2 separate regions of the Homo sapiens genome follow, and region 1 is linked to region 2. A link is an interaction called in ENCODE POLR2A ChIA-PET data of the cell type or tissue named here. Cell type or tissue: PC-3. All regions are shown on one strand. Links, peaks and the distances in the headings refer to the core of each region. The heading gives the core; the rest is flanking DNA. Region 1 holds the start of LOC124904456 (a long non-coding RNA gene). Region 2 has its middle 16 kb from the start of ANKRD45.

Region 1 (5,382 bases), core at 329-5,328, 190 kb before region 2:
GCCATTTCATCTCAAGGTGAATTTTGAAATAGGTGTGGCCATGTGACAGTTCTGGCCTAGGGTCAGGTCCCTTCCTAACTGAAAAGGCAAAGCCTCATTAGGGGAAAGCTCTTAGCCCTACTCCTGAAAAACAATCGGGAGGCCTGGTGTTAACAGGTGTTGTTTTGCCACCATGAGGATAAATATCACAAGCCAAGGATGAAGAAGAAGTAGGCTACAGGAACCCTGGGTCCATAATAACATCCTGAAGCAGCTGCACCACTCCTGTCTGCCTATTTCCAGACATCCTATTAAACTGGAAAGATGAACCCCTATGTGGTTATGCCACTGTGGTCAGGTTTCTGTAATGTTCAGAAACACCTCATATTTGTTGACACACAGATGCTCCAAGGACCATGCTGAGAAATACTGCCTTATTAAGCTAGGTATAGAAGTTTCTTAATAGTTTGAACTTGATTTCTTCTCTTGTATTCCCTTCTATTCTTACCTCTGTCCGAGGTGTGTGAACCAGAGCAACTCCATCTTAAATAGGAGCTGGGTAATGTTGAGAACAGGCCCCCCAAAATCTGGCCATTAACTGGCCCTAAAACTGGCCATAAACAATATCTCTGCAGCACTGTGACATGTTCATGATGGCCATGACGCCCACGCTGGAAGGTTGTGGGTTTACTGGAATGAGGGCAAGGAACACCTGGCCCACCCAGGGTGGAAACCTCTTAAAGGCGTTCTTAAACTACAAACAATAGCATGAGCGATCTTTGCCTTAAGGACATGCTCCTGCTGCAGATAACTAGCCAAACCCATCCCTTTATTTCGGCCCATCCCTTTGTTTCCCATAAGGAGTACTTTTAGTTAATCTATAATCTATAGAAACAATGCTTATCACCGGCCTGCTGTTAATAAATATGTGGGTAAATCTCTGTTCGAGGCTCTCAGCTCTGAAGGCGGTGAGACCCCTGATTTCCCACTCCACACCTCTATATTTCTGTGTGTGTGTCTTTAATTCCTCTAGCGCTGCTGGGTTAGGGTCTCCCTGACCGAGCTGGTCTCGGCAGGGTAAAATGAGACTGAAACCTACTGGGCTGTGTTCCCCAACAGTTAAGGCCTCCTGAGTCACAGGATAAGATAGGAGGTTAGCACAAAATACAGGTCATAAAGACCTTGCTGATGAAACAGGTTGCAGTAGGCCAGCCAAAACCCACCAAAAGCAAAATGACCACGAGAGTGACCTCTGGTCGTCCTCACTGCTACACTCCCACCAGTGCCATGACAGTTTACAAATGCCATGGCAACATCAGGAAGTTACCCTATATGGTCTAAAAAGGGAATCTGCCTCCTGTTTAGCGTATCATCAAGAACTAACCATAAAATGGGCAACCAGCAGCCCTCGGGGCTGCTGTGTCTATGGAGTAACCATTCTTTTATTTCTTTACTTTCTTAATAAACTCGCTTTCACTTTGCACTGTGAACTGGCCTTGAATTCTTTCTTGCACAAGATCCAAGAACCCTCTCTTGGGGTCTGGATCTGCACCCCTTTCCTGTAACGTATTTCTGGCGACCACAAAGGGACTATCGTGCAGAAACCCTGACCCAACAGCTACCTTTGCGTAAGTAGTGGGGTCCTGTAACATCTTTCTGATGACAAGGGAAGTGACTGTACTGCAGAAACCCCCAACCCAAAGGCTAACTTTGGGTAAGTGGTGGGGTCCAGTAACATCTTTCTGGATGTAACCACAAAAGGGACAATACCGAGGAGACCCCCCCAAAACCCAAGGAAAATAGACGGCAGCACTGATTGGATGACTTGGGGTAAGTGGTGGGGTACCCAGGTAAAGAATGGAATTGAGTTAGAGGCCCACCTTAGGGGAGTTAGAATCTCTCCTAAGACTGAGTGGGTTAAAGGCCTCTCTTAATAAAAGGCAAGGACGTTTGACCAACCTTGGGTTACAGGCCCAACTTAGGACGGTTAGAGTCCCTTCTAAGATTTAGGGGGTTGGTTAGAGGCCCCTCTCAGTAAAGTCCCTAAGAACAGGTTTGGTACTATGGAATGTTAACTGCTATTCTCGTTGTATTAATTTGCCTTGCACTCTTTGCTGACAGCTGTGGGTGACAGGATTAGGCATGTACAGGATCATGGGACATGGGGAACTTTTCCATCCCTAAAAGGGGAAACTTGAGAGCTAATGGGACTGCTGGAAGAGACTTGTTTGCTACCGACAAGCGGCCACCCGAACTTTTTCATTGTCGGATGGAATAAGTGGGTTTCTCTGGCCTCCCTAAGCTCTTCACCTTCCCCACCCTGCCACAGGCATACTTTCCTTCTCTACTTTTTTCTTTTTTTTTTTTTTGAGATGGAGTTTCACTGTTTCGCTCAGGTTGGAGTGAAGTGGTGTGATCTCGGCTCACTGCAACCTCCACCTCCCGGGTTTAAGTGGTTCTCCTGCCTCAGCCTCCCTAGTAGCTGGGATTACAGGCACCCACCACCATGCCCAGCTAATTTTTGTATTTTTAGTAGAGACAGGTTTTCACCATGTTAACCAGGCTGGTCTCAAACTCCTGACCTCAGGTGATCCATCCGCCTTGGCCTCCCAAAGTGCTAGGATTACAGGTGTGAGCCACTGCTCCTGGCTCTACTTTTCTTTTCCTATCTTTTCGTTATTCATGGCAGCCATCTTGTCCAGAGACCACATGTTGAAACTCTAAGTCAGAGGTTGGATTAAAGATGACAGGGCACATCTGGGGGCAAATTTAAGCCTTGCCAGTTTGATATTGGGTGCTAAGCAGAGTGGCTAATGTCTATGTTTTATCACATGTATTTTGCTCTGGTCAGAATGAAAAAAATAATTTTCCTTTATGATGCGGCTTGGTCCCCAGGGCAATGGTGCCACAAGCCAGATCACTAGGGCCGCTCAAGGAAAGGGAAGCCAGAAGCCTGGCATGCCAGCAAAAGGGTAAGAATTTCTTACCAGTCAGCTTTCTGGCTTCTCTCTCTCTGTGCAAATGGTTAAATGAATGGTAAAAAACAAACAAACAAAAACGGTGTTTATTTCCTCTGTAAAGTTTTGATTAATGTGAAAAAGAATTCTAGGGCTAGTCTTAAGCTGATGTATTTTGTAGTATAAATTTGTTTTTCTGTTTTGAGGGGTACTTCAGGATAAAACATGGGCTTAGAACACCTGTAAGCCTGCTTTTCAAGAAGACCCAGCAGGCTGGTCAGTAGCAAACTTGGCTGCAGGTCCCTAAAACAAACAAACCAAAAAAACTGGATGAAGTCTCCACCTTGTTTTATGTCCTTGGGAGCTTGACCTTTTAACCACGTGGCGGTACATTCTTTTGGTCTCCGCCTTCAGGGAACAGGAATTTTAGGGTTCATGTCATAGTTAGCTCTAAAAATCATATTAAATAGTTAAAAGCCTTTGCGAGCTCGAAATCAACTACTCTAAACTCCTTCTGGGAAAGAAAATGGAGACTGCCCTGTGCTGTAGCTCAGTAACAAAGGTTTTTGCACTTTCACAGTTGCAGTCCAGGTTCAATTCCCCACCTAGGAAGTGAGTTGTTTCTGGTTTAATATCTGCATGATTTTGTCTGTTCTATTCTCCTCCATGGACTGTCTTAAATTTTCCTTTCTCTAATCACCCGGGAGGTTACCTTTGGTAAAGTTCAAAAGCCAGAAATATCGGCCGTTTGGCATAAGAAATTCTAAAAGGACTTTATTAAAGAGTGCTATGGTTAGAATCAGTTCAAGCTCTAACAGCCTGGACTCCTTGGGAAAAATAGGAGGCACCAGAGACCTCTTTCCTGGCCCTTTTCTTCCAAGGGCTCCACCCTAAAGCCAGTAATCCAATTACAAAACTTAAAAATTGGCAAATGAAAAATTTTACTACTACTGTAGTAATCTTCTGTCTTTCTGTGTAGCTATATATGTGTTGTGTGTAATGTTTATATAAAAGAACTCATTAATTGGCTTAAACAAAAATAAACACAAATCAAATATTTTGAAAGCAAAATAAAAACTGTAATGCCTTTTAGTTCGTGTAACTTTAATAATTTTGGGGAAATAAAAACAGCTTTAAAATTTTGATAAAAACGTTCAGTCTAAATTATGCAGATCAGATATTAAGTTTGCTAAATGCTTTAAGGTCATAAATTGCTTCTTTGACTTTTAAAAATTGTTCAATTTACCTACCTTAAAGCCATTAGATTCTAGATAAGGCTTGGGGACATGTGAAATTAGCCATGTACCCTACCTATACAAAGAAGATTATTTAAAAAGAGATTTTATATAAAAAAGGATCTTGTATGGTAAACTCTTGTCCTAAAGTAAAATGACTGGTTGTTTAAAAGGAAGGATGTTTAGGACAAATCAGAAAGTCCAAGAATGTCTCAGATGGTCTGTGTAAGTTGTGAAAAGATTTGTGAAAGGGAATTTATGCAAGAAATGTCGTACAATTCAAAGGTTGTTAGGCCTCCTAAATGCTTCATAAAATGCCACTATGACTCCTACTGTACAACTTGCCTGCGTTACTGCTAGGTAAGGCATGGGAACATGTGGAGTTAGCCACACCCCTAGCTATGCTGGAGAGTCAGCCCTTATCTGCACTTCTGCCTGGTGTGTCCTGGGCTAGGCTCCACACCTAGTACACAATTCAAATTGCTTACTAACCAGGGCTTCCACCAAAAGTAAAAGTCACTAAAAGTTAATGTTGTAACATGTAATTGAGACTATTGAAGAAACACTTTTACATGTAAGGTGTGTAAGGAAAGTAAAATATATTTTTGGTAAAAGATTATAAAAAGGCATGAGAATGTAGTTTTTTTTTGCCTAAAGGGTTAAAGAATTGTTTTAAGTTGGATAGAATAAAGCTAAAGGTTTAAACAAATGTGGAAGGTTTGTAAAAATATATATATATATAAAAGAGAGTCTGTATGTGGACATTGGCTAAATTAAGGGATATTATTCAGTTTTTCTATAAATTAAACATTGGAATAAAAGCACAACAGGTTTTTCTTAGAGCAAAACCATGCTTCTGCTCTTTAACAAAAACTTGTAAAGGGTTATAAAAGGCTTATGAGAATCTTACTTTATGGTCAAACTGACTAAGATTGGATGGATTTATTTATAAGGTTTTATTAAGAATTGGGTTTGACATAAATAATGCACTAATGCAACAGTGACATTTGGCTTATTTGGTAAGAAAGTCATACAGGAAGTATTCTGAAATATAAAATGGTGTTTGGTTTTCTTTGGGCTGTATTTTCATAAATGTGTTATTGGTATATATTCCAAAATTATGGGAAACTCCTATAATTCTGATATGACTTAGTGTACATTATCAGTAACAATTATAATTGTTGCATAAAATCATTGTATGCCACAGAGGT
Region 2 (5,382 bases), core at 73-5,072:
GTTAGCTTCTAATTAAGCTGACTTTAACTATTGAGCTCCTTTTAAAAAAAGTCTTTTTAAATCTCGTTACCATATTTCAACTAGGACAAATTGCTGCTATTTCAGAAGTACAGCCATTGCTCTTTCAGTTTGGCCTGGCTAGCAAAAAGGTAGGCTTGTTATGTAAATAAGGCCCTTTTAGTAGTCAAAATAAAAAATCTTGCCTCTCTCTTTTTTTTTCTTTTTCGGGCCATTTTTCTCCCCTCACCACACCAGCTTTTTTTGTGTGGGAATTTAGCCACTACAGAGGCCTTGTTCCCCATAATTTGGAACTTCCCTTCGGATTTGATCAAGTTCAGATGGAGTTGATCAAACCCAATGAGAAAAAGACCAAAACAACAAAAACAGAAACAAACAACAAAAAACAGTTAGGCAAAACAAATGATCACACAACTTATATGATTACTGAGCACTCTAATGGTAAGGTGAAATTAAGACCAGCTGGTTGTTAATCTTAACTTTAGCCAAGTTACTTACAGTTACTTACCTAAAGATGGGTCTCAGGCTGAAGGCTGCTCTCTACCATCCTAACAGCAGGAAAAAAAAATTCATCTTCCCTGTTGGAAGTGAGCTCAAACTCCATAAAGGAGTTACCTATCTCCATCATCATGGAAGCAGAAAAAAACTTGCCTTCCTTGTGCTGAAAGCAAGTAAAACTCCAAAACAACAACAACAACAACAACAAAAAGAGTTGTATAGCAAAATAAACTTTAGATCTCGAACAAATTTGGGGAGATCAGAGATTCTCTGGAGGGGGTGTTTCCAGGCCTCAGCAAATTGTCCTATCCATTTGAACCATTAAGATAGCTCATGCTGGTACCAAGCATTGATTTGTCAAAGGTCAGCAGCACCTCCAGTCAGAATCCCTTTGTGGTTACCAAGATGTGAACCCCAAAAATCTGAGACAGGTCTCAGTTAATTTAGAAAGTTTATTTTGAAAAGGTTGAGGATGCACCTGTGACACAGCCTCAGGAGGTCCTGATGACACGTGCCCAGGGCGGTGTTATATATAAAGTTTCAGTGCTGCAGAAGAAACAGCACTCAAATATAAAATTTTCTTTTGAATTCTCAGCAAGACCAGGTACTTCTATAGAAGGGTGTGCCCTTACAGATGGAGCAATGGTGAGCGCACACTTGAACAAGGGAGGGGAAGGGTTCTTATCCCTGACACATGTGGCCCTTCCTGCTGTGTCATTCCCCTATTGGCTAGGGTTAGACCGCATGGGCTAAACTAATTCCAATTGGCTAATTTAAAGAGAATGATGGGGTGAGTGCTTTGGCAGAAGTCAGGGCAGAGCAGGTAGCAGGTAATCAGAATGAGTTAGGGTGGAGCAGCTGATCGGAATGAGTTAGGGTGGAGCAGCTGATCCGAATGAGTTAGGGTGGAGTAGGTAATCAGAATGAGACAGGGTGGAGTAGGTAATCAAAAAAGGTTGCTTTATGAGGAAGTTAAATTTAAAAGTAGAAGGCAAAGGATTGAACATACTGACATATTAATTATTTGAAAAGAAATTTAGAACTCATACCTAACAACCCCTCCCCTTGTATTTCCTTACAGCTGTCTTTTCAAACTTTTTTTTAACATGTCTTGCCTTAGTTGCTTTGCTTGATTTTCCAAAAGAAGAAGCTTCTCTGGGTAAGGTAGAGGATAGTTAAGGGATATTTTAATTAAGTGCTGTTTCAATGAGCCTCTGCACCAACCCACAGATGCATGGTGTGACATAGCACCTGACAAGAATAAGTACACCCATTACAGCTGTGAGGGAAGTAAGAATTGAGGCTATTATTCTTTTCCATTTACCAAACCACTTTTCTAGCCATTCTGTAAAAGTGATCATTTACCCCTGAGTTGTTGGCTAACTCATTGGACAGAGAAGTTAGACCTTGCAATGCCTTTGTTATACTTCCATTAAGGGTGATGTTGTTTGGGATGAAGGTGCAACATTGAGTTTTAATCATGAGGCAAACTCCTCCGCTTTCTGCTAATATCATGTTTAAGGCTATCCTATTTTCCCAAGCCATCTGGCTAGTAGCCCCTAATTGTTCAGGTATTCCTTTAACAGCATCTCTAGTGTAGTTAATAGATCACCGTTGGTTGTAGATGTAGTTTATCCAATCTACATTTTTATTAATTGTCACCTACCAAAATATTGACTTGAATCCTGCAGCTATTTGATTTTGGGCTTTAAATTGATCTGGTATTCCCTGTGGGACTTTAATTGTGTCTAAATAGATGTGAGAGTCAAAAGACCTATAAGAGGCTTCTCTTGCTTTACGATGTTTTATTTTTCCTTCCTCTGGTTGATAAAATGCCAGAGTGAAAGGGATAGCCAATTGGACTAAAGCACAAGTGCCACTCCAGTTATTTGGGAGAGTGTCCAGTAAAGATCCACCACAATACCACCACACATCCACTCGGGGATGAACAAGGGCTGACTGATTGATAAGCTCTTGAAAATTCTTAAGCTCACTGCATCCCTTCAGGTCTCCAAGGAATACTAAGTTTCCTCCCTGTCATGAGAGACACAAAGTGAACTTTGTATTGGGAGATGGAAGCTGGATGCCCTCGGGGGCTGACCCACAGGGTGCCGGACTTCAGGATATAGCAGAGAGAGAGCTTGGCATGACTTATTACTCCAGGCTGTAGAATCCTGGAAAAGAGCTACCATAAAGCCCATGCCTGGTCAACTGGAGGACCACCCTAGTGGTAAGGGGACAATCTGGGCCTCTGGCCTACCATGCACACAAGCATAACAATTGCTTTTGTTTAATGTGTGGAGGGAATATTTGATCCATTCCAACCAGGCATTTGCATCTTGGTATCCTAATTGCCAAAGTTTGTTTTAAGTCTAACTCCTATGATAGCTATAGCTATCTTGGTCTTGTTGTTAGATGGAGGAGGAGCAATTTTTCCATTGTGAGAGGTTTTGGAAGAAGGCTTAGAGGAAGTTGCAGGGGGTGGGGGATCAAATAAATGCATTTCAAAGAATCTAATAGGGTTTGTCCCTGAAACCTCAGCCCCCATACCATAAAACCAGCTTAAAGAAGGGAACCGGCTTAGAAAAGGGGAAGAACTTTGAGGATTTCAGATAATGACCTGTATAGAATTACACTGGTTTAGCTGACAGTTAGCGGGGGAGGGCTGTTCCTTTAATAAAATGAATGTATGGTTTTAGGAAATTACAAAAACCGGTTGGGGCAGTCCATTCTTGCTCTTTAGTGGTCCACAGAATGTTGGACCAACTACAGCATAAAAGCTCTACATCAGGGAGCAAGACTCCTGATTGACACTGGGGTCTTTATTGAAATCTCCCCGGATTAAATGGTCCCAATTCACTAATGTCCAGCCTGAGGAGAGTCAGGAGGGACAGAGGTACTTTTCTGAAGTAGGGAGCCATCTTTGACTTGGCAAATCCCTACAGGGCATAACAAGGCAAACATTAAATGCAATAGTTCGAGGCAAAATTGACTTGGTTATGTTAATAACTAGATGGTCAGCAATAGAATGAGATAAGAAGAAAGAGTAATAGGATAGATGAAAATTTAAAGTTAAATTTTTCTTAGCTTTAGTTTGGTAGGGTTTTCCCCTGGGACTATGGCCCACGACTCTAGAGGGGATGGTGCTTTCTTGACTTGGGTGTGATGAGTCCATCCCCTTCCTGCTGTACGAACAGCAGTCTTGGTGGTTAGCAGCACAAGTTAGAGTCATTCCTATGCTGGTTTGAGTTTTCCTTCTTTCCACCCTTTGATGAGAACATGATCCTCAGGCTGGTGCTGGTTTACCAAAAAATCTTGGGGTGGTACCTGTGCTAAAAGACTTAGTTTTGAGGGAAAGGAAAGTGAAGGATAAACCAAGTATATAATTTCTAAGAAATTGACCTTTTGTTTTAAATGTGGAGACATCAGCAGTGGACTTTATAGTCCTTGGTGCCTTCTTACTGAGAAATTTCCTTTAGCACCTATTTTTATTAGTTTTTAGACCAAAGAAAGCCAAATGCCATTTTATATTTGACAATGCTTCCTGTATGATTTTTATACCAGATAAGCTAAATTTCACCTTTATATTAGTGTGTTATTAATGTTAAACTTAATTTTAATACAACCTTGTAGACATATTTATCCAATTTTTAATGTCTGACCAGAAGGTAAGATTTTTATAGACTTTTTTTAACCTTTTATAATTTTTGTTACAGAGCAGGTTAGTGCTTTAAGAAAAACCTGTTGTGCTTTTAATGTCCAGTTCACAGAAAAACTGGATGACACCCCCTTAACTTTAGCCAATATGTTTACACACAGAATTTCCTTTACAATTAATGTTTTAAAACTTGCTTAAACCTTTAAAACAAAATATATACTTTTTAACCTTTTAATGTAGGTAAAAATCCACATTCTTATGCATCCTTATAATCCTTTTACCAAAAGTATATTTTACTTTCCTTACACACCTTGCACATAAACTGTTTCTTCAATAGTTTTACATTCAGGAGGCCTAATTACTTTTAAATTATACAACATTTCTTGCATAAATTCCCTTTTATAATTTTTTTTCCTGACTTTCACAGACAATTCTTTGACACGCCTCAACTTTCTGACTTGTCACAAACATCCCTTTTATTTAAACAACCAGTTAATTTATTTTAGGACAAGAATTTACCATATAACATCCCTTTTTATATAAATTCTACCCCCCCCCCACCCCTTTTTTCTTCTCTGAAGATAACTATTCTTTTCCAAAGCAAACTTCCTTCATGTCTGTGGACTAGACTGTCTAAGGCCACAAGATTAGAAGTTAGGATAATACATGTTAACTTTTAGCAAACTTTACTTTTGCTGAAAACCTTGTAAGTTTGGGATTTCAATTATTCTTTATTATTAATACGACCTTGTTTTTAGTCCAAATTAACTTAGAATTTGTACAGATGGTTCCTTCCTGGTTCTGTATTTTGAGGCTTGGCTGAGTGCAAACAGCTCGCACATTTGAGCAGACCAATTATTAGGTAATTTTCCTAACTCTGCTTCTACAAGAGTTTCCTTATCACTTACTGAATACCGATTGTGTCTTCTTCCCTCAATCACCTGGGAGGAAACATCTATCATCCTGTCCTGAAGGGAGTTCCTCCTAGGTCTGGTCGGACCTTTGTGTAGTAATTAAGATTTAGATCCCCTGCTAGGAAACCTGCTGGGTTAAGGGAATTTTTAGTGGTTAATGTTGAATCTTTTTTTTTTTTTTTTTTTAACAGAATTGCCTCATACTTTCTTCTGTTAGCAAAGCAGTTGTCGCTACAGATTGAATGTATTTGGGCCATCTACGGGTTATTGGGTTAAGGATTTTTGATAGGAAGG

The links. ChIA-PET counts read pairs that join two places held together with the same protein. Peaks named below come from ENCODE experiments on the same cell type or tissue, not always from the same donor. Only the 100,000 strongest peaks of a DNase experiment are listed, where the experiment ranks them.
Region 1: POLR2A ChIA-PET joins it to region 2 with 9 read pairs; 2 of 35 experiments call an interaction of 5 or more read pairs at or near these places.

Annotation. Positions count from the first base shown.
Region 1 is chr1:173,492,547-173,497,928 of GRCh38, forward strand. LOC124904456 (a long non-coding RNA gene) reads right to left here and starts at 2,925. Exons shown (of 2, transcript XR_007066738.1): 1 at 2,562-2,925. RefSeq lists a silencer at 130-330 and an enhancer at 4,444-4,738. In PC-3, for the core only: no CTCF peak of the experiment used is centred there; no DNase peak of the experiment used is centred there; H3K4me3 peaks cover 243 bases.
Region 2 is chr1:173,682,732-173,688,113 of GRCh38, forward strand. It overlaps a transcript of ANKRD45 not described here. Among named protein-coding and RNA genes, the nearest start is that of ANKRD45, 16 kb to the left of the region's middle. In PC-3, for the core only: no CTCF peak of the experiment used is centred there; no DNase peak of the experiment used is centred there.